Regions from separate parts of the Mus musculus genome. Here regions 2 and 3 are each linked to region 1. A link is a loop called in an ENCODE intact Hi-C map of the cell type or tissue named here. Cell type or tissue: left cerebral cortex. All regions are shown on one strand.

Region 1 (8,000 bases):
AGTTGCCACATTGGTTATTCACACATTATGGCCTCTTCTTTGGTCTTCATAAAAGCCCTCCCTCCCCCGCTCAAAGAGTCACAATTTATTTATTGTTCTTTCTTGAAATAAGTACAGTGGTTAAAATAACCTATGCAATTTTGTTCCCAAGAAGGAATCACTTGACAGTTAACAATCTTTCCAGTGTTCTTTCCCAGTGATTCCCATGTTTATTATATTACTTGACATTTGTCAGTGACTGTAAGGGTAGATTAGTGTTAGCTCTAACTCTTAGAAAAGAGAGGTCTATACCTGGTAATCAAGAGTCTGGGCCATCATCAGCATAGAGAAGGGCTAGAAGACCTTGAATCTCACCTACCTCTGTCCAAATCTATAGTTCTTTAAACAAAAACTTAGAAAACCATTTGTTATACCTAGTCCTTCCTAAGGCCTAAGCTGTACCTGTTTGCTTTAATGACAGATATACTTAGACAAAGAAATGAACACACAGCATTGGCTTTTGCAAATTCCCAATTTTTATTGAGAGCCCAAGTTCCAGATGCCAGATGGGAGGTTAGATCCATTATTACATTTACTCTTTTTTTTTTTTTTTCTCAAGAAGGGCAGTCATTTTCTTTTCTTTTCTAAGTTCCTACTCGAAGTTGTCAAAACAAAATGAAGAAACAAAGAAACCACCAAGAACACGAATGTGGTGGTTTGAATGAGAACAGCTTCTATAGGCTCATGTGTTTGAAGACTTGGTCCCCATTTGGTGGAACTATTTGGTGAGGACTAGGAGCTGTGGCCTCGTTGGAGGAGGTATGTCACTGGCAGCTGGACTTGAGGTTTCAGAAGCTCACACCAGTCCTGCTGTCTCTTCTTCTGCCGCGTGACTCTATTTCAGGTGGTGAGCTCTCAGCCACTGCTCAGTGCCCAGCCTGGCTACCCGGTGCCAGGTTTCCTGCCATAATCACCATGCTTTGGAAACTGTAAGCCCCAAATAAGCTCTTTCTTCTTGGAAAGACAAAGTTGCCTTGGTTCATGGTGTCTTATCACAGCAATAGAAAAGTAACTAAGCCTATTCAAGGAGGGCTGTGCATGACTAAAAAGTGTCTGTCTTCACTCCTGGCTATTGTTTGCTGTTTTTATAGTATTATATTGCTGCTTATCCCAAGTTTTTAGAACATAAATATTTAGATATATGTTTTTAGCCCTTTTAATTATAGCGCATCGGCGACAGGTTTGCCTGCGCTTCATCAAGGGGAGCAAAGGCTGTATTTACCTGGCTCCTTGCTGCTGTATTTTCTCCCTCTGCTTGTTTATTCTGTTAGAGCATGACTCTCATGTGGTCTGAAGGTATGGGTACTCCATCTCCTCATCACTGCTCCTCTGCTTGGCTACAAAACCACGACAGAACACATGAGCAGAAGAAAATGCCATCCTGTCGTTTCTTGGCTTTCCTTGCAACTGCTCATCTGGCGTGTTAATGAAAGAAGGTGAGAAGGTGAAAAGAAAAGAAAAGAAAAGAAAAGAAAGGGAGGGGAGGGGAGGGGAGAGAGGAGAGGGAGAGGGAGAGGGAGAGGGAGAGGGAGGAGAGGGAGAGGGAGGAGAGGGAGAGGGAGAGGAGAGGAGAGGAGAGGAGAGGAGAGGAGAGGAGAGGAGAGGAGAGGAGAGGAGAGGAGAGGAGAGGAGAGGAGAGGAGAGGAAAAAGGAAAGGAAAGGAAAGGAAAGGAAAGGAAAGGAAAGGAAAGGAAAGGAAAGGAAAGGAAAGGAAAGGAAAGGAAAGGAAAGGAAAGGAAATCCCTAACTAGCACACATTTAGTTGTATGGAAAGATGATAGTCTCTGCATCTAACAGAGTATCCTGAGATCAAGGGGGTCCTCATCCTTCCTTCTCCACTCCTTCCTTTTCTTCCTGACTCATCCTGACAACCAGCTTCTCCACTTGAAGGCAGTCTCAGGACGTTTACTTTCTGATGGTGGCATGACAGAGAGCCTCCAGTTTCTTCAGCAGCAGCTCGTGGTTCTGAGATGCACACAGAAGCGATGTGGGTGGTTCTTTAGGCTGCTACATCGCTGGTGGAACATATCACAAGCAGCCATTTCAGACCTCACACTGCAGCTGCCAGAACCTGGGCTGCAGGGCTTGCAGGCCACCAAGCAAGGCAGAGCCACTGCAATACAAAATGCCTTAACACTTCTTAGGAGAGACAGCAACAGCTGGTGGAATTCTAAAGCTACTCTCTGAATTAGAATGAAATCGTGTAGCCAGATCAGTCCCTAAATATCTTTAATTACCCAGCATTCTAGCCCTGTGGAATGATCATCCCTGCACATGCTAAATTGACATGGGGCCCAAACTTGGGCCCCAAACTCTAAAAAAGAGTGACGTTTTTTTTTTTTTTTTTTTTTTTTTTTTTTTTTTTTTGCTTTGCCAGTTCCTGAATAAAGGAACCACTGTCCATCACCCTGAAAGTGGGGGTTGGGTCTGATGAACCACGGCAAGTTAAAGGAGCAACCTCAATGTGCAACCTCTTTGGGACCCAACGGCTGTCTCAGAGCGAGCCATTGCTTCTTTAATGTTCTGTGTCTAGTGTAACTAGGAGCACATTGACTGTTGCAAATTGAGATCTTTCTTTGAAGTTTAAATATGCCACTTTAACTGTGTTCTCATCTTCTACATCCCACTGAATGAATAACCCAAATTACACAGAACAGCAGCAAATTGGCTCATCACAGCCCTGTTATAATTTTAAAAGAATAAAGATCTGAAAAACCAGAGAGTCTGAAGGAACTAGTGACGCCTGCTAAAGAGTTGACAGGTCTTTCCTCAGAAGGACGTGGATTCGAAATTCACCCTTGGTTTGTAGAGATCAAGAGTCATTTACATTTTGTGTCATGTTTCCATGTATCCTTAGTATAGTATTCCTATTAGGGATACTGACAGCTCTGCCTTTGCCATCCCTGATGTCTCCTCCGGGAGCACAAGATACACCCAGCGGCATGTGGGCTGTAGATCATTTCCTCCCATATAAAAGTGATCTTTGCAAACTGAAGTCCAAGGCATCAGAGAATACCTGGCTTTTCCACGGTTAGCTGCCTGCCTCTCTTTTAGCTCCCCAACTCAGAAGGAAACATACAGCAGCTCATTGCCTGGCTGATGAGCTTGGGGCAGACAGAACTTGAAAAACATGTATGCATACCCCCAGGAAGGGCACTTTCCAAACAGCATAATTCTCTCTGTTTTAACAGAGTACCCCTTTGTGTTAATAAAACACCAGGTCACAAGTCAAAGTTTGATTCCATTATTGAGGGTTATCTTTGAACTCTGAATACTGCTGGTACAATTTTCCAGATGTCAGACTCTAGGCCTCCCATTCAAGTTAACAGAAGGATAACTAGCTAAATAGTAATAGCTTCTGTAATCTCTCTCTGGTTAGATTAATACTGATAGTTTCAATCCACATACCACTTCAGCCAGTCAACCAACAGACTCCCAGCATTTAAGATAGATAGATGATAGATAGATAGATAGATAGATAGATAGATATGGTGTTAGTGTTTCATAGGATTCAGTGAAAAAGTACACCATCGATCAGAGATTTGGGATGATTTTGAGACACGAATAAGCATCAACATCTTTATAAGGAAACTGAGTTCCATCTTAGAAGAAGTAAAAGCTGGTGTTGATAAAAGACTTATGTAGAGTACCTCCCACAGGTTGCAAATGACTAAATGACTTCTTCCTCCAGATATGATATGGGCCACCAAGACGGTGGATCAATATGAGGAAGAAGGTCCTTTACATACTACCAGGGTCTGTCTGTGTTTAACACCTGAATGACGCTGAACAACAGTGCTGAGCCACCTGGGTGGCTAAATAGCACCAACACCCACACGAAAGCTTGCCCGGCTCCCTGACCTGACCACGCAGAGCAAGAACTGCCAGCTTCCTGGCTAGCAGGTAGTGCTGAGACTTCTCTAGAGTCTGGGAGGTCCCAAGAAAAGCAATGTCTGCCCCCCCCCCCCAAATGTTTGCTTCTGCTAGGAATCTGAGGTGAGGCTAAAATAGCAACTTCGACCTCTGAAAGAAAGGGGCAGACGACGACGAAGCCTCTTTCTCCTGTAAATCTTTAGAAAGAGCTGCCTTTATGCTGGAGATGTGTGGAAGGAGGCAAAGCAGAGCCTGTGCCTAGGCAGCAGGTTTAAGGCTCAAATGGTATCCCACATCCACCCAATCATCTCTCCTAAGCATTTCTCCCTCTACGATTGGTCTGTCAGATCTTTGTTTATATTTACCTACAACTTGATTGCTTCAGCTGTGGACTCTGTCTCAAAAGGCCATCTCCTCACATGGAAATGGAAACTACTCTCTCTAGTGGAAAACAGTCTCAGAGATATTCCGACAGCTAGCGCTCTGCTGGAAGCCTTTCTTCAGCTCGACCTGTAGGTAGGAAGCTTTCAGGCTTTCCTTCTCAGAGCAGTCTCTCCTCCCCGAATTCTGCAGCTTCCTCTACCCTCTATGTTGCTTCTTCCTTTAGGCTCACCCTCTGGGATCCTTGTCACCAGATTCAAAATAGGGGCCAGATACACTGAGCGTTTGGCTCTGGGTGGGGGGTAGGACGTCAGGGAGAATTGGTAAAAAGAGGCCTTGTAGGAAGCTGTTTGGGCTAGACGTCCTCGACTCTGAGCAAGGCTTAAAACGAATGCCAAGCTGCTACCTTGAGGGCCTAGGAACCTAACGTTGTGCCTACAGCTGGGCCCCTGGACCTGACTTGATGTGGCTCTGTCAGGTGGAAACCTTACGACTCGACTGGACCCAACTCTCCAGGGAGAACGAGGTCTAAAACGCAATTCAGCTGTAGCCACAACCGCCTGGTCCCCGGGGCCCGGGCGGAGAATGGCCCCCTCGGCTGAAGCTGCGGGCTGACGCTCGTGTATAGGGTTGCAATTCGCCGTGATAAATGTAAAGACCAATTAAGGTTTGATCCGTGCACACAAGAGGCAGACGGCGGAGTGGAACCAATTAACGAGCATGTCCCCTAATTCCTGCGGCGGCGGCCGGGCGCACCGCCGGTCCCCAGGCTCCCGCCCAACAAGAGCCCCCGCCCGCCGCGGATGCATCTCCCCGCGAGCAGGAGGTGCGGGGAGCGCCAGGGCTGGGGAGGGGGCGCCGGGCGCCCACAGAGCCGAGCTCGTGCGGCCACGGCTGGAGGCTGGGCGCGCCCGGGTGGTCGCGCGGGCCAGCGCGGGAGGCGCCCAGGCGACGCCGTCCGCCCCGAGGGCGGAGGGCTGGTGGCCGCGGCCAGGTAGCTGAGGACTGGAGGCGGCGCAGAGGGGAGGGTCGGGCGGAGACCTCACTTGGCCGGCCTTCCTGCCGCCCTGTTTCCGGATCCCGACCGCCCGGCGCGTGACCTCCAGTGAGGTCCTGGCAATGAGCAGCGCTGGTGATTAACGGCCCCGAGGTCGCGGGCAGTGAGGCACGCGTCCCCTTTGGCCACGCCAGGGTGGGAGGGCGCCAGGGAGCAGAGCAGGGTGAGGCCGCGGGGTCGTTGGTGGCAAAGAGTGAGGATGACACAGTGGGCGCCGAGCGCCAGGGCCGTCCCTCCTAGCCCCCGGGCCAGCGCCGCGGCGGGTACCGCGCAGCAAAGTTTGGAGCCGCGGGCGCCGCGCGCCGGTCCCTCCCCGCGCAGATCCCTTGGCGGAGTCTCTGCTGCCGCCGCTGCCAGGGCAGGACAAAGGCTCATTAACACGTGATGGGACCACGCTTCATAAATGGGACTGGAGCGAGAGCGAGCCAGAGACAGCGCGCGAGCTGAGGGAGAGGCAGGGACCTCAAGCAGGGCGCGGCGACGGGCGCTCGGGGTGGCCCAAGCGGGCGGCCCCAGGCCGGCCAGCGCGGTCAGTGGGACGCCGGGGAGAGCCGGAGAACGAAGCGGGCCTGTCCGAGCCCAGGGGAGCCAGTCCCAGGGGCCGTGGCGCACGGGTGCTAGAGGCCGGGGACGCGGGCGCGCAGACCGACTGACTTACTGACCGATCGCCGCGGGCACGCCCCGCTCCACCCCGCCCCACCGCGCCCCGCGCCGCCTCCCCTGCTCGCTCGCTGCCTCTACCTTCTCCACTTCTTTTCCGCCTCCGCCTCCTTCTGGCTCCCCTGGCGCCAGAGCCTCCCCCTGGCTCAGGCGGGAGCCTGGGCTGTCTGCAGAGCTCTCATAGAGTCTGGGGGCAAATTTCCTTGTAGCAGAGAGCCAGCCCCTTGGCTGGGCGACAGGTGCCGAGGGAGCTTCTGGCCCGTGGACCGGGGGATGCGAAGGGTAAGACCTGGCACAGTGGCGTTTGGGAATAGCTTTTCCGCCTCCCGCCCCCTCGGTACTGGCCAGTGGTCCCCTGGTGTCCTACGCGGAGTTCTTGCTCCGTGTTCCAGGAGAGCAAATCGTGCTAATATGGTGTTTACTTAGCTGTATAGTCCCAGCTTGTTACCTGTGGTCTAAGCTACTTCTGGAGGCTTCTACCATTTACAATTTACTGGATATGCACCTAGCTCTGCATACACTGATGTCTGTTTGTAGAAAATGTGTAATTGTGCATGTTTGGAAAACAGGCACTTGAGTTGATGCTTGACGTCTTTTAGCCTTATCAGAAACTAAGTCTTCCAGAGTCTCTGCACCACATGTAGAAAACGACTCAATTAAATACTAAATGTCATGTAAAGAAATCTATGTTAAATAAGGAACTTCTGATACAGAGCGATAGCTACAGCAGCCATCTCTGTTTAAGGAAAAACTAATATATATAGTATTGATACCTGTGATTGACTGTTATAGGAACATGAAACTAAGAGCTGGCACCAGACGAATGAAGTTGATGCTTTATTTTAAAAGGATGTTTCTTGGTTAAGGCTTACAAGTCACAAATGGAGCATTTCCTGAATGCAAATGTTTGCTATGATAGATGTGAGAAACTGTTGTTTGGTCATTTCAAAGTTTAAAGCAACATGCGTGTTTTTAATTGTAGTACATGGTTTATCTCTCAAAGGTTTCAAAGAGGTGAGAAAAAAATTTAATAACCTATCTATGAAAAAACCTATTTCCTATCTTTTAAATTTTTCTTCCAAATAGGAGCTACTAGCTCTTCCTGCCTTTGTTTATTTCTTGGCATATTAAATCTCCTTGGACATTTAATCTAATAAGAGATTAGAGCAGATTTACTGGTTTTAAGGATGTTGAAAGATACCTCTCTGGGTCCCATAACTTCTCGTTTTTATTGCCAACTTAATTCCTTTGAACAATGGGGAGATGCACATGCTCAGAGGAGACTCCGCGGGTACTGATTATCTGTGGGGTCACTCCTGACATCAGTCTGTTTGGCAGAAAATTGAGAAACTAGGAGTAGCCGACCTCCAAGGTTCCCATAGGACTGACTGATTTAAAGTGCTGGTCTTCTAATCCCAGCTTTTGACAATTTGAAAGGGAGATAGATCTGCTGATCGATTTTTCTCTGCCTCCCCTCCCTCCACGCCCCACCTTCTCTAACTCAGTTACAAGCAATTTTATCCAAAGGAAAGGCCATGAATACTTTCTTAACTGAGAGAAATATATATATATATATTTCTGATTAAATCCACACAGGAACAGAATGCATGCACCTCTAGAATGCTAAGCAGCACATACTGCAGGCTGTTGTTTTTAGGTACACTAGCAGTTGCTCTAGCTGCAAAAGAGGCTTCATGTTGATATGGTTAAAAAAAAAAACTAATCATTTTAGGTCGTTAGGAGAACTTATTGTGAGCAGGCTCTTTTATTGCTTCAAAAGATGTCTCCCGTTTCAAGCAAGGAACAGCCATGGCTGAGGTATGTATGTATGTATGTATGTATGTATGTATAAGTGTCTACTGGGGCAGCTTTCATTGTGCCCCTGATCCTACATGGGGGTGCAGTAATACCACATGGTGGGAATGCTCACTTGTGACCTTCCAAAATGACTATGCTTGCGTGCTCATTGTTAAGAAGACACATCTGATAT
Region 2 (8,000 bases), 530 kb before region 1:
GTGCTTACTGCTCTGGTGCCAGGGGATGCTTCACAACACCCAGAACATGCAGGGTAGTTTTGGAAGACTCTGCATTGGTAATCCGTACACTTTATAATATTGTAGATTTGTACATTCATAAATATAGGACTTTTGAAGATATCAAAGAGATAGCACTTTTAACTATTTTAAATTCTTTATTTTGTGATATTTTTTTGACTTACACAAACTGTGCATTCTTAAGATTTATTTTTATTATATGCATATGAGCGTCTTGCTCCCATTTTGTCTGCCTGCTGGCCATAAAGGCGAGAAGATGGTGTCAGATGCCCTGGAACTGGAGTTAGACATGGCTGAAAGCCAGCATGTGGGTGTTGGGAACTGAAGCTGGGTTCTCTGCAAGAACAGCAAGTGCTCTTATCTTCTGCTCCTAACCATCTTCAGCCCCTAAATTGTTCATTTTAAAAGTGTACACCTTGGTATTCTGATATGTAAAATAATCAGCCTGCTCCACATAATTAACAGGAATCATCTCTCACTCACTAGTTTTGAAGCATTGTTTGGTCAGCTTTGTACCTTTCTGACCCCTTGCAGCTCCTGGCAATATCATTCTTTCTGCTTGTTTCTAGGTTGTTCTAGGTTGCACCTGGGAGATCACATGTTTTCTCTTTCTATGTTTTGCTTTGCAGAATGTCTTTTAGCTCCACCTGTGCAGTGGAGAATGGCAAGACACTTTTTGTTTGTTTTTGTTTTTTTTGGTTTTTTCGAGACAGGGTTTCTCTGTATAGCCCTGGCTGTCCTGGAACTCACTTTGTAGACCAGGCTGGCCTCGAACTCAGAAATCCGCCTGCCTCTGCCTCCCAAGTGCTGAGATTAAAGGCGTGCGCCGCCACACCCGGCTGCAAGACACTTTTAAAAGCTAAATAATATTTCATAGTAAATCTTTATCTATTACATTTAAAACATACATGCAACACCCATGAAAGGAGTTACAGAGACAAAGTTTGGAGCTGAGAAGAAAGGATGGACCATCCAGACACTGCCCCACTTGAGGGTCCATCCCATAATCAGCCACCAAATGCAGACACTTGCATACGCCAGCAAGATTTTGCTGAAGGGACCCTGATATAGCTGTCTCTTGTGAGGCTAAAGCCAGTGCCTGGCAAACACAGAAGTGGATGCTCACAGTCATCTATTGGATGGATCACAGGGCCCCCAATGGAGGAGCTAGAGAAAGTACTCAAGGAGCTTAAGGGGTCTGCAACCCTATAGGAGGAACAACAATATGAACTAACCAGTATCCCCAGAGCTCGTGTCTCTAGCTGCATATGTAGCAGAAGATGGCCCAGTCGGCCATCACTGGGAAGAGAGGCCCCTTGGTATTGCAAACTTTATATGCCCCAGTACAAGGGAGTGCCAGGGCCAAGAAGTAGGAGTCGGTGGGTAGGGGAGTGGGGTTGGGGGGAGGGTATGGGGGACTTTTGGATAGCATTTGAAATGTAAATGAAGTAAATACCTAATTAAAAATTGGAGGAAAAAAAAAAGAAGAAATAGAAAAAGAAAAAAAACCATACATGCATCTCTCAGAGACATTTAAGTGTTACTGTGGGCAGCAGAGAGGGTGGATGCACAGGCTTCTCTCAGCAATCCCACTTTGTTTAGCTTTGGATGTATTGAGAAGTGGAATTGTTGGGTTGTTTGGCAGAGACTCCCCAGGAGTTTCCCCTAGTGCTGTAGCAGCACACTTTTCAGCAGGTGTTCACTGCCTCCTCTACAGTTGATAAGAACATAGTCGCTCTTTTGTCTGTTTGGTAGTGTTCATCCTAGTAGACTTGAGGTGAGTTCCCACTGAGGTCTTGTTTTCCAGTCTGATTGGAGACGGCTCAGTTGGTCTGCACCTTCTCATGTCAGGTTCACACCTCAGTTGCTTCTTTAGAGAAATGTTTGCTTGGGTTCTTTATGTTTCATTTTTGAACTTCACAATTTTCTATATTTTGATTATTAATACCAAATTTCAGATACAGTTTTTAGATACTTATTATATACTAATTTTTATTAAATTTATTAGATACAGTTTTTAACTAACTCCCTACTTTCTGGTAGGTCACCCTGTAATGTGTTTGCTGGGCAAACTTTTCTTACTGTGATGGATGTTAATATTTGTTGCTTCTTCCTTTAGTGTTGTATCTAGAAAATTATTTTCACGATGTCTTGAAAATTTTCCGTATGTGTGTGTGATGTGATGTGAATATCTGTTTTTCCATTGACCCAGTTTACTATAGTAGTTAGTGTGCATTTTGAATGTGGAATAATATACCTGGGCTTGAATATTTCCTGTGTCTAGCTTATTTTCTTTGTTGTATGTGCTCTATGAAGACAGGAGATTATGATGAATTAATCTATTTTTTAGAATGTTCAAGGAATCCTGTAATTTAGCACCCGTGTACTTAGCACCTGTGGTCAGTGGGAAAATATACAGTAAATGATAGCTATTAGAAATGATTGTTGTCTTTATTATTCCATATAAAGACTGTAGGAAAGAGGAAACTAGAGGAAGCACTGGAGACTGGATAGGGACCTCACTGTCGGCTCCAGAAGCTTGAGTCCTGGTTGGTCAGCCAGCTAACCAGCTGCGGTGAGCATCAGTGACAGCTGACAGGGTCTTTTGGCTCTAGGGATAGCAGCTGGGCTGTCAGAGTAGAAGGAAACTCGTGGGTATAATGGATGAGTGCAGAGGTGACAGAGACTCTATTAGAAAGAGTGCTCTATTAGAAAATGGGCCTGAGTGGGTAGGAGGTTCCTATTGATCAAGATGGGATGGGGAGTGAGTGACTCTATTTCAGATCTAAAACCCTAGGGTGCCGCCTGAGCAGTGTTAGATTGGTGCTTGACCTAGTCATACTCATAAAAGAGCATCTAGGTTTCTTTGAGTAACTAGGTCTAGAAATGAAGATTTGGGAGTAATTTTTATGGCTATATTCAGAGTCTTCTAGGAGAGTGGTTTATGGTCAAAACCAGTCTATTTTTGTTTTTTTAAAGGGAGTGAAGAAAACTAGCGGAAACACTGTTACCTTTAGGTAACAGCAAGGGTAAGAGGGTAGGTGGAAGATAGTGTCATGTGGCAAGCCTGAAAGAGTGTTTCCCAAAGTTTTGTAACTGGAGATTGAAGAGGAACATACAACTTTGGTCTAGATACCCTATTTTAGGCAAGCAAAATGCTATTGCTGTATTTTTACAAGTGAGAAACGAAGCCCTCACTTTAAAGTTCTTTAACATTACCAAGTTAGTAGAGCCAAAGGGTAATTAAAGATATGACTTTCTTTGCTGTTACTGTCACTGACTTCCTTTGGCCCTGCTGTCCTGGGTAGGTCTTTAGCCCTGTCTCTGGCTTGTGCCACTAGATGGCAGTAGTGCACCTTGCTCTCTCTAGTGTTTTCTAGCATTACCAACTCTCCAGGGACCACCTCTAGTTGAAACTACTGCTAAAAGTTTTCCCTCTGTCTAGTTTTGGTACATTTTTTGCTTTATGGACATACTAAGATGCACTTTGAACAGAGACTCTGCTATGTTTAAATAAATATTTCCTCATATTTTCATATTTTTTAGGGTGTTTTTTTGTTTGTTTGTTTTGTTTTGTTTTGTTTTTGTTTTTTTCGAGACAGGGTTTCTCTGTATAGCCCTGGCTGTCCTGGAACTCACTCTGTAGACCAGGCATATTTTAATATTCTTAATACTTATGTTGATTGGATTGTTGCTTTTTAAAAGACCACAGGTATCTCAGGTTATATTGGGGTTGTATCTAAACACAAGTATTTTTCAGTTTTTCTTTTTTTTTTAAATCAGAAATTTCAACTTTATTTAGAATGCATTTTTGCTTTTTGCTTTTTTTTGCTTTTTTTTTCTTACGTATTTTCTTCAATTACATTTCCAATGCTATCCCAACCCCCCCCCCCCCATTCCCATTTTTTGGCCCTGGCATTCCCCTGTACTGGGGCATATAACGTTTGCCTGACCAATGGGCCTCTCTTTCCAGTGATGGCCGACTAGGTCATCTTTTGATACATATGCAGCTAGAGTCAAGCGCTCTGGGGTACTGGTTAGTTCATAATGTTGTTCCTCCGATAGGGTTGCAGATCTCTTTAGCTCCTTGGATACTTTCTCTAGCTCCTCCATTAGGGGCCCTGTGATCCATCCAATAGTTGACTGTGAGCATCCACTTCTGTGTTTGCTAGGCCCCGGCCTAGTCTCACAAGGGACAGCTATATCACTGTCCTTGCAACAAAGGCTTGCTAGTGTATGCAATGGTGTCATCCCTTGGAGGCTAATTATGGGATGGATCCCTGGATATGGCAGTCTCTAGATAGACCATCCTTTTGTCTCAGCTCCAAACTTTGTCTCTGTAACTCCTTCCATGGGTGATTGTTTCCAATTCTAAGAATGAGCAAAGTGTCCACACTTTGGTCTTAGTTCTTCTTCAGTTTCATATGTTTTACATATTGTACCTTATATCTTGCTATACTAAGTTTCTGGGTTAATATCCACTTATCAGTGAGTACATTTCATTTGAGTTCTTTTGTGATTGGGTTACCTTACTCAGGATGATGCCCTCCAGGTCCAACCATTTGCCTAGGAATTTCGTGAATTCATTCTTTTTAATAGCTGAGTAGTACTCCATTGTGTAAATGTACCACATTTTTTGTATCCATTCCTCTGTTGAGGGACATCTGGGTTCTTTCCAGCTTCTGGCTATTATAAATAAGACTGCTATAAACATAGTGGAGCATGTGTCCTTATTACCGGTTGGGACATCTTCTGGATATATGCCCAGGAGAGGTATTGCGGGATCCTCCGGTAGTACTATGTCCAATTTTCTGAGGAACCTCCAGACTGATTTCCAGAGTGGTTGTACAAGCTTGCAATCCCACCAACAATGGAGGAGTATTCCTCTTTCTTCACATCCTTGCCAGCATCTGCTGTCACCTGAATTTTTGATCTTAGCCATTCTGACTGGTGTGAGGTGGAATCTCAGGGTTGTTTTGATTTGCATTTCTTTGATGATTAAGGATGTTGAACATTTTTTCAGGTGCTTCTCAGCCTTTCGGTATTCCTCGGGTGAGAATTCTTTGTTCAGCTCTGAACCCCATCTTTTAAGGGGGCTATTTGATTTTCTGGAGTCCACCCTTTTGAGTTCTTTATATATATTGGATATTAGTCCCCTATCTGATTTAGGATAGGTAAAGATCCTTTCCCAATCTGTTGGTGGTCTTTTTGTCTTATTGACGGTGTCTTTTGCCTTGCAGAAACTTTGCAGTTTCTTGAGGTCCCATTTGTCAATCCTCGATCTTAAAGCACAAGCCATTGCTGTTCTATTCAGGAATTTTTTCCCTGTGCCCATATCTTTGAGACCAGTTTTTCTTTTTTTAAACAGCTCACTTGTTAAAATCAGGCTTATTTATAGACTAGGTATCATATTTATGAGTTAACTAGAGCTTTGATAACAATTGTAATCTGAGTACATGCTGGTGAATTCAGTATAATTAAAATTTACTTATTTTACACTAGAGTATATGTATGCTTGTTTATACTTCAGAAAAATTTTGTGTTTCAGATGTTATATTTAGCCGAGTGTGGTGGCGCAGGCCTTTAATTTCAACACCTGGGAGGCAGAGGCAGGCGGATTTCTGAGTTCGAGGCCAGCCTGGTCTACAGAGTGAGTTCCAGGACAGCAAGGCTACACAGAGAAACGCTGTCTCGGGAAAACAAAACAAAACAAAACAAAAAAACAAAACAAAACCCAACAGATGTTATATTTATTTTCAAAAGTCTTAACCCTTTTAGTGTAATATCTTGGCCTTATTTTTTTGGGAGATTGAAAAAAGGTTTTTAAAATTTATCTCTGTTGTATTATTTTTTGTTGTTGTTGTTGTTGCAAACACCATAAGAACAAACAGACAAACATGACTAAATCATGATTTGACCAGGATTGTGCTGGATTCAGGAAGGCTAAACATAGGCATTATGGGCACAGGGGCTTGCTGTCTTATTTTTCAGCTAATTTTTTTCTGAAGTTATGACTTATTACCATATCTTCTTTGTCATCTCATGGCCTATTTTGTGAGATTTCTAACAAAAAGCCTTAACTAGCAAAAATAATTTAACTTTTATTATAGTCTTTTCAGAGATGAGGTGACAATTAGAAATATATTTCAGTTTCGGCAGTAAGAAAACTCTATGCAGAAGTCTAAATAGAGATTTATTTCCAGCTACCATGAAGTGTGTATATCATCTAAGTGAGTCTGTTGTGGCATAAATGGAATGAAATGCCTACTGACTCATGGAGGCAGTATATATTTGACTTTAAATTTATCTACTGCTAATCATGAGACCTGGGGAAATAATGCATATTATGTTCTTTTTAAATTTTATTAACTTTTTTCTTTTTAGATTTAACAATTTTATATGTCTGGGCATTTTACCTCCCCCCTCCTCATTTCCCTACTAGATCACGTGACTCTTGCTGCCCCCCTCTACTTTCCTCCCAGTCTTTTGGAGTTGGTTCTTTCTTTCCGTGTTCTGTATGTTCTGGGTAGGCCTGGGCTTGCTAGGCCTGCATGGCAAGTGCCTTTAGCCTTTGTTAGAGCTGTCTGATCCCCGTATTTGTATAGATACAAAGAAACATGAAATGGATGGTTTACTTAAAAATAACTAGACTTATGAAATGTCTTTAGACATAGTAGAAAAATCTAGTGATTTTAGGAAAATATTTCTTCAACGGGCAGAAAACTGAATTTAATTACAATTATGTAATTTAAGAGAGGCTTTTTTTTAAATATATTTTTGTTTGTAATCCTAATTTTTAATGGCTGAGCCAACTTTTCAGCCCTAAAAGTAGCTAATTTTGACTTAATTAAAACAAAAAGTTTGCTCAGCAAAATAAATTGTTAGGGCTAGTTCAGATGGCACAGGTCTGTAATCTCAGGTACTCTGGAGCCAGAGGCAGAAGTATCAAAAGCAAGGCCATTTCTGGCAATTTAGTAGGACTCTTACCTTAAATATACAGTAAACAAAGGGTTGGGGGGGTGGTAGCTCACTGTTGGAGTTAGCATCTGAGAGCTCTGTGTTTAAATATCTCCAGTATCCTAAAAATAAATGATGGGGGTGGGGTGATAATGAAAGGAAAGGAAAGGAAAGGAAAGGAAAGGAAAGGAAAGGAAAGGAAGAAAGATGAATTCAGAAAGTGCACAGGAAGTGTGCATTAGTGAATTCTGTAAGCCTAGCACTCAGTGGGTGAGGCAAGAGAGTTGTCATTTCAAGATCAACTTTGGGTACATATTGACTTTCACACCCTCCTCACCCCACCCCACCCCCCAAAAAAAATGAGGAAAAAGGATGGTCTATGATTGGAGCTTTTGGGAGTTGGGAACAGGCTCAGGATTCAGGACCATCTGTAGCTACTTAGAGAATTTTGAGGCTCTGTTGACCTTCATAATACCTTGTCTAAAACAGTAATCACTGCCTGGGTGTAGTGCACATACTTGTAATCCGAGCATTAGGAAGACAGAATTGCAAGGCTCTTTGGGTTTGGTGGCCAGCCAGTCAGCAGACTCAGACTCAGCGAGAAAACGGTGTATAACCATTAAGGAAGACACCAAATGCTGACCTGTTTCTATACATGTGTACCATGTACATGCACACAATACCTCACCTTTCAGAAAAAAAAAAAACCAACCAACCAAACAAACAAACAAACCACCCCAAAAACAAAAAAACCAAAGTAAAAGCAGTCAGGAGTAGAATATTTGAACCCTTTGGCAAAGAAGGCAGTCAGATTTCAGCTACATAAATGAAGAAATACAAATTACTATATTGAGTTGGGGACTAGTCTGAGATACTTAAGGCTTGTCTAAAACAAACAAACAAACAAACAAACAAACAAAATCATTGCTTAACTCTATACTTTGTAGATTTCCTCCTTAGATCTTTTACATTTACTATAGTAAGTCATTATTTGATCCTTGTAA
Region 3 (8,000 bases), 340 kb before region 1:
CAGTCTTGAGAACGGAACAATGCACCATGCACACAGGTGGAAGAGTCAGAGTGAACCCATGCATGGCTGTTCAGCAACACTGGACTGCAGAGTGTTAGCACCTAACTGTCCAGGGGCCATTTAATCTGGGGTGGGAGGGAGTTGTGCAGAGCAGGGTGCAGCTCCTGGTCTGGGAGCTGCCTCTCACGTACTGTAAGTTCTGAGAGCCAAACCTGGGGCTTTGTGAGAGGGAAGCTGGAAAAGGAGAAAAAGAACTCTCAAGAGCATGTCTTTCACGTCTGCCCAGGCCAGAAGACTATACCTAAGAATATTGCTAACAAATGCCTAACTCAGCAATGAGTACAATGAGATGGGTGTGATCGTTATACCCATTTTACAGAGAGAGAAACTGAGACCCAGAGAAATGTGTGGATGAGGAGGTTCACGGGACTGAATCTAGGTATGTGAGGAACCTAGATTCTTGAAGGAACACTGCTGACTTGACAGACAGAATATCCTTTTCTTCTCAGGATGATTCTGTAACGTGTTTCCACTCATTGGCTGAGGAGCTGGTGTCAGAGGGGTGAACTGTCATGAGCTTACATGGTAGACCTGGGATGTAAACCCTAGCTAACATTTATCCCTCCTGCAGCAAGATTGCCAAGAGCAGTACTAGCAGTGGGGCCACCAAAGCCACCAAAGCTACCAAAGCTACCAAAGCTCTATCAATTACCAAAGCCCTACCAGGGAGCTGAAAGTTTTTCCCTGGAAGGAAGCTAGTGATTGTTACGAGAAGACTGCTTCACTGCTTTCTTAACTCCAAATGGAGGTGAAAAACAGGCAGAGCTCTTTAGAAGAATCTGGAAATGTTCCCTGGCAGAGCTAGAACACATGTAGATTAAGAAAATGGATCTCTTTCTTAGGATTCTGTGAAGCAGCTAGGAGAAACATCGATTCAGCCGTTCCCACTCCTGGAGGCTCTCCCTGAATTGACGATGCGTAGAGAGGGAGAATGGAGAGTTAGCTGGTGGCCAGCCATGCTGGGTCAGGATGCTGCTGAGCTGAGTGTCCCCTGGAGGGGCTCACCTCTGCTGCACGCCTGTCTGGGAGCAAAGCATGCCCAGAGTTGATAAATATAGATCGGCTCATCTTGAACCTAAACGGAAGCTCATCAAAGAGAGCTAATTACTGCACTAGTTATTTACATAATTTAGATGACAATCTTGAAAACACAGTTATAGTTCAGAGATTCATGACTTTAATCAGGTTACAAGTAATAAGAATAACACTGATCAAGTCAGGCTGATTTGCACAAGTCTGAAGTATACAGGTCAGCACCTACATGGGGCACAGTGTGCCGGGGTGGCGAGTGGTCTCGGCTATCCTCTACAAAGCAGGGCAGTGGATCAGAGCAATAGTCTGAAAAACAGAAATTGATCAGGACAGTTGTTTGAATGTGGAACCAGGCGAATCGGTAACTCCGTTAATCAAAGCACGTAGTGGCAGCATAAAAGGATATATCTTAGTAAAAGCTTATTGGGTGGGAACATAGTATAAATGGAATGATTTTATTACCATGAAGCCATAAAATTCGATGTAAATGCAAAAATAAGAAATATAGGTAATGTAGCATTTGGGGGTATTCAGGAACAAATATCCCACAGATGCAAAACCTTCCAGGCTGGTTCTCAGCGATTGCTTTTGCAACTTGGCACCTCATCTCCCCTAGAGGCTCAGAAGTGCTTCGCCTCCTCCTGTCTTCCAGTAATCATAGACTTGTCTTCCAGGTGGAACTTAAGGCTATCTGGGTAGCGTAGAAAAAAAGATGAGTTTGGGTCTGGAGTTCCAGGGTGGCCACCGACTCCCTGGCACGTATGGGACACTGTACTTCTCTCGTCCCTTGTATCCATCCGCGTCCAATAGGCAGCACTAAACTCCTCCCTCCCCTGAAGCTCGTTCTGTTGTGTTGCCTCATGGAGGACTGGCTCGGCATTCACTCGCCTCTTGGCTTTGCTGTTCGTGTGGCATTTGTCCTGCAGTCAGAAGTCTTGAGATCGAGTGCTAGAGCTGCGACTTATTGGCGAAGCTCCAGTTTCCCTATCTTTGGTGCTAAGGCGTGACATAAAACTGACAGCTGGGGGTGGCGGGCCTGGTGAGATGGCTCAGCGGTTAAGAGTGCCGACTGCTCTTCCAAAGGTCCTGAGTTCAAATCCCAGCAACCACATGGTGGCTCACAACCATCTGTAATGAAATCTGATGCTCTCTTCTGGAGTGTCTGAAGACAGTTACAGTGTACTTGCATATAATAAATAAATAATTAAAAAAAAAAAGACTGACAGCTGAATCGAGCCGATAGAAAAACGAGAGGAAGTGGTGGGGCCCACTTACAGCAATTATGCATGCTTCCCCCCCCCCCAGAAATTAAGTTTGTTGACAGTGGTAAAGACAAAGATGTGACCTTCTCCCCCTGCCCCCCAAGAAATCATAGCAAGAAGAGCCTAACGTTCCTCCCCAATTAGAGGTATCTATTTTGGCCTTCAAGGGAGTGAGATACAGACATCTAATCTCCTAAGACAATGCCAGCTGCTAGTTTGTGTGTCATCGCATCTATCATGAGCAAATGCATCAAGAGTCTAAAATTCTTGGGAAGATTATAAAGATCAGCCCTAGACAAGGTCTAATGGGCCAATGGGTTGTTGAGCTCTCCAAAAGAGAAAATAGAATGTGTGTCTTTAATTACTTCCCCTATGCCAAGGGGACTTTACTTTTTTCTGTCAAGTTGGATATAAGTCATTGGGACTCCTCGTAGATTTTTTTTTAAAGGATTGTATTCTCTTGTAGCTAAATCAGTAATAACTTGTAATAAGATTTCTCACAGATTTCGAGTGTTAGTGCTGAGTAAGGCTCTTAGCAAGCAGGCTACAACCCACAGCTTCTCCTTGCACAAATGAGGGAAAAGAAAAAAAAAAGGCTTGGGAGGGGTAATCACCGTTGGGCAATCAGGGGCAGAGAGAAAACTGAATTCTTGTCACAATTGAAAGAGATTTTCTGATTATAAAAGATTCAAGAGATTGTGGTTGGGAATTGGCAGACTAGTTTTTATCTGATGGAGAAAATTGGAATGTGCACGGACTGGTTATGTTTCTAACCTCTCTCTCTCTCTCTCTCTCTCTCTCTCTCTCTCTCTCTCTCTCTCATCTCTCTCTCTCCCCACCCCAGCTGAAGGGGCCCAGGGAAGCACTGCTCTGGCTGTTTTGACGAAACGATGTATCAGAAAGTCAGAGGAAATATCAGTGGTCAGATCCCACTCCCGCTGGAGGAAGGCTGAAGGTTGGAGCCCCAGGTTCTAGGTTAATCCTTCTACCAATGGGGTGTTTGTTCATCTTCCTGCCTAGTGCCAGTCTCTTTGGCTGATCCATATAGAGTCCCATGAACGTGGCTTCCAGGGCTGGGAAGCTGGGCTGTGGTCTCAAGGCTAGAAGCTTCTCCCACTTCTTCCACGGCAACTGTCAGTCATTTTTTTCTTTTCCTCCTCAAATATTCCGTAGAGTGATTTGGGGAAAGTATATATATATTCTGTCAAGTAACATCTCATGGCAATATTTTAATAATTCAGTAAGCTCCAAGGGAGGCTTGTTCTTTCATGGATTCCTGTTAGCCCTCAAGGTGGTGGATGCTTCCAGAGACACTGCGGAGGAGGGAAAGGAAGAGCGGAGGGAACACCTAGTCTTCGGGTGGGTGTGGCCTCCTCAGCAGCAGTGTTTCCTGGCTTCTGCAGGAGACTCTGCAGACCAGGCGACCCCTATGAAAGGGTTGTTTGACCCCTAAAAGGGGTGTGGAGAACCACAGGTTGAGAATCACCAGTCTAGTGGGAAACTGAGCCCCATTTCTTTATACCATCCTGAGAACTGTGTTTTGATCGTCTCACATTCTCTCCCTAGTTTCTTGCCAGCTCATCCTCAAGACTGTAGACTGGTGTCTACAAGGATGTTACCCGTATCTATAGTCCTTATTAGAATGAGCTGGCCGGGCCTTTCTTCAGCTTGAAGTCACATTCAAAGTACAGCCTACCTCTCCAAGATAGTCAGTGTAGTGAACTGAAAAGGTGTGGAAGACAGATCGCAGTCCTAAACACAGACAATGTCAAGAAATTCTCTCCCTCCCCAGTCCCACCAACTCAGTCCCACCTCCTCTCCTCAGTGGTGGCTCACTCCTTTCTCCTTCACCAGCCATCCGCTGCCCTGCCCGAAGCAGACCTAGCCAGGCTCTCTGGTTCTCCTCACACAAAGCCCAGGCTAGAGGTCTCGGCTCTGAATATTTATGTCTTAATTCTGTGTCTCTTGGCTTGTATTCCTCCCTTCAGTGTTAGTTCTGCTTTGTGCAAATAGCTTCATTTCCATGACAGATGCCTTTGCAAGGAGAATGCTTAGATATGGAACCGGCAGCCTTAGAGAGCTGTACCAAGCTCACAGGACTCAATAAACAAGGGGTGACTGGGTTCACTGCCACAAAAAACAAAAAGCCTACAGCAGCCTGCAGGAGCCCTGAGTTCTTCCGCAAGCCTGTGGCAACAGCTCCCTCTGCCTGAAGAGCCCTTTGTCCTTTTGGTCTCTTGCTTTTCTTTTTCTTCCCCAGTTGTTCCTTTCCCTCACCAGCTGTGAACAACAGCTCCCGCAGACTCTGTCTGCTACAGAAATGGTCTGACTTCTGGTGTGAAGGAAATGAGAGATGAGGGGGAAGGACCTGTGTGGCAGGGGCCGTGAGTATAAACACATACTGGATCATACAGATATTGGGAAGGAAACCCCACACTCCCCTCCTGAAATGGAAAGTTAACCCTTGCAGCCAAAGCACGATGTGAAAATGAAGCTCTCCCAAGTCTGGCAGGGAGAGAGATCTAGAAATCATTCTTGGAACTTGCAGTGCGGCCCAGCGCTGCAGGCATCGAGGAGGGCAGAGGAGGGGGTGAAGATCCCCAATAAAATAAACCACGAGAGAGATTTTATGCGAAAAAGATAACTATAGCTGACAGGATCAATTTCTTGGTACAGGAGGGGTCAAACTACTTAGAAAGCATCTGTGAGGAGAGGTGGGATGGAAAGGCGGGTCACGTGCCGCTCCAGGCCCCTCCCAAGTCAGACTTGTACTGGCTGAGGTACTGCCCCTGAAGCGCACGTGGGAGGAGTCTTCTGATCTGAGCACAGCATCTGCCTGGTGATTCCTGCTGGTGATTGACTGATAATTAGACATACTTACTAAGCCATTTCAGGGAACTTAGGGAAAGAAAGTGATGTTGCAGGGATATCTGAAAGTGAAGAAGAGCAGTTCTGAAAAAGAGACAGAGTCTCATGCTACCTTCCCCCCATAATCCAACTCAAAGTTCAAATCTCCGGTGAGTCCCCCTGCCTGGCCACCCAGACTTCATCTGACATTCAGAGTCAATGGTCTGGGCTGGGCGAGTAGTGCTGGCATCTGCGGGTCACACGAGCTCTTAGGATTCTAAGGGGCAGTTATGATGAGAGCCCTGAGTCAGCCCTTCATAGTCCCTGGCTGAGTCATCTTGCTTTCAACGACACTTCTTCCTAAGCCAAGTGCCTGCAGATGGTGTGAAGCCCAGTCACACCGAGAGCTTAGTGACTTGATGATTGTCTCTAAATAAGGAGTGATGCAATCTCATTTCTATTTTAGGAAAATGACCGCGTAGGAAAAATGGCAGCGGGACTGAGGATGGAGAGCCCGAGGCTAGGGGAACCAGTTGGCCACTTGACCAGTGACAGCTATCAAGGCCGTGACTGACGGATAGGAGAGGCTGAAAACATGGCTCAGGCAAAACTGACAGTTCTGGCGACTGTGGCGGGGGCAAAGGCAAGAAGGGTTGAGCTTCAAGATGGGAAGTCAAAGTCAGGGACAAGACTAACCAAAATGAGGCCAGTGGAGCTGGAGAGGGAAGGACCCCATCTGCCTGAATGCCTGTTTCCTGTTCACATCCTGGGCCCCTAAGGGCAAGGCAGGTTAAACAGAGGATAATTGGTGTTTGCGGCTAGACTCAGGGCTGCTGGAGGGTGGGGCTCATCTTCTCCCGGCCTAGCACCTACAGCAGTCAGCACATGATTGACACGCAATGTCTCTTGAGTACAGAAATGAGTGGCAGACGAAACTGGAAACAGTCTCACTGGAAAACCTGAGTTTTTGGGGTCAGTCTATGACAAAGATGACTTCACATAGAAGCCAAGATCTCTATGAAAGCCAGTATGGTTTCTTTCTATATGTGGGGAAAGAGGAGCTATGCCAAGAGCCTGCGATGCCATTGGGTCTCTATCAATGTCACAGTCTCCTTGGCGTGGAGGAGGGAGATGGGGAGGACCTGCAAGAGGGTCTGGTTAGCAGAACTTAGACAAAGGGGGAACGTACCACTCAGCTCTACCACATAGGAAGGGAAATGCAATCCTCGTCTCTCCCAGGCTCCTTCAGCTTACGGTTCCATATAAAACAGTGACCAGCAATTGGGCTTTGTGGCATGGTGGCTTCATCTCGGCACACCCCCAAGCGCCCACCTGACCTAAGGTTTTCAAAAGCCATGCTCTTTCATAGATAACAGAACCCCGGGCCACTTCCTTCCCTGGGAATATCTGCTCTCTATAGAACTGCAAACCATTGCATTCCAGTTCTCTCTCTAGAACCATTTAGCAGGCTTTCCTAGGAAGCACCCTGTAAGCCACACACAGAATCCTTTGGCTTCAGGCTTGATTTGGAAAATGTTTTGATATTCTGAGTTTGTGATCCTGCAGTAAGTAGTATTAAAAAAAAAAAAAAAGGTGTAGTAGATTCGTGTCCAGCTCATGAAGCACTGTGTGTTGGGAGAAGTCTGCTTGGCAGCCAAGTTTTTGGGAAGCAGGTACCAGTTTATCCACTGCAGAACTCAGCTCGTATCCTTGTGTTTAGCAAGAGGACTGGCATTTTAATTCACTTCACCGGAGCATGCCTTTCCCCTCCACTGGAGCCACAGGTGCTGCAGTGATTATGTGAAACTTACTCCTTGGCCACAGACAAGTGCAGCAGAGAGGAGTGCAGGGTGTCTTTGTGAAGACTAGCGTAGCCAGAGACTTGTTCTTATATAAGTCTCCACCACTGGCCTCAGGCTCGTCCAAACAGCCTCATTATTCAAGTCAGGGCTGGCCAGGCTGTAGGCGAAGCTGCCTGGGTGGAGAGCGTCTGCCTCTCCCCCCCCTGCAGCTCCCCACTCTCATTGTGCCTCCTCCCCCTCCCGGAGCTCGAGCCTGAGAGTGCTCCATTTGTCTGCATCCTTTCTTCTAATGCACGCCTTTCACTTTGTCTCGGTGGTAGCTGTGTTCTCCCACTTCTCTCTCTCTCTCTTTTCACCTAATAATTATAAAGAAAACATTAGCAACAAGACTTTCCCTCCCCAGGCCTCTTTTATCTACTTAAATAGCCTTGACTTCAGGACACTGAGTATAGCACATTCATTAATTTTTAATGTCTCTTCTTGCGGTTGCTGACTTCCAGGGTCTGAAGGACCATGAACAATGGTCTCCTGAACCTTTGGATGGAGCCTGTTGTTGTTGTTGTTGTTGTTGTTATTATTGTTGTTGTTGTTGTAGGCAGGGTAGAGATGAAGGAATAATGGAGTCTGATCAAATAAATATCTGTTATCTGAAATAGCTCATTCAAGGTGAATATGGATTTTTATCACATTAAACCCAAGCCTGTGAGCCAGAGTTTTTGTTCCTGGATATTATTAGCAAACAGAAAAATAATTCTAAGAGATGGCAGACTGCAAGAATCATTTCTCAGAGGAACTTGGGGGACAGGATGCTATGCATCTGCAGGGCTACCTCATTGTCAGTGCCAGAGTCCGGAAATCTGGCAAGGACCTTAGATTTGCTGCTGGCATTCCTCAGAGGTCCACTTCTGTTTTGAGGTGTGTTCTCCTGGTGTAGGTGGGATCTCACCTACTCTTGCAATGTTCTACTTGAGCCCTACCATCCTTGAACTTCAAATGT

The links. A loop is a pair of places that touch in the nucleus more often than their neighbours do. Peaks named below come from ENCODE experiments on the same cell type or tissue, not always from the same donor. Only the 100,000 strongest peaks of a DNase experiment are listed, where the experiment ranks them.
Region 2: a loop joins it to region 1, with 4 times the contacts of the local background. A loop is called at or near these places in 8 of 42 quality-filtered maps.
Region 3: it touches region 1 in a loop (2.6-fold over the local background); 2 of 42 quality-filtered maps call a loop at or near these places.

The regions. Positions count from the first base shown.
Region 1 is chr4:33,918,867-33,926,866 of GRCm38, forward strand. It overlaps Cnr1 (cannabinoid receptor 1 (brain)), which reads left to right and starts at 5,778. Exons shown (of 2, transcript NM_007726.5): 1 at 5,778-6,292. In left cerebral cortex, a CTCF peak has its summit at 4,384; DNase peaks (open chromatin) are centred at 2,035, 2,761, 4,538, 4,906 and 5 more places; H3K4me3 peaks cover 3,619 bases; H3K27ac peaks cover 4,922 bases.
Region 2 is chr4:33,393,298-33,401,297 of GRCm38, forward strand. All of the region lies in intron 12 of Rngtt (RNA guanylyltransferase and 5'-phosphatase), which reads left to right. Among named protein-coding and RNA genes, the nearest start is that of Mir8118, 41 kb to the right of the region's middle. In left cerebral cortex, a CTCF peak has its summit at 3,376 (motif pointing right); DNase peaks (open chromatin) are centred at 328 and 3,383.
Region 3 is chr4:33,582,241-33,590,240 of GRCm38, forward strand. No RefSeq gene overlaps it. Among named protein-coding and RNA genes, the nearest start is that of Gm32955, 17 kb to the right of the region's middle. In left cerebral cortex, a CTCF peak has its summit at 4,548; DNase peaks (open chromatin) are centred at 896, 4,499, 5,148, 5,587 and 1 more place; H3K4me3 peaks cover 478 bases; H3K27ac peaks cover 935 bases.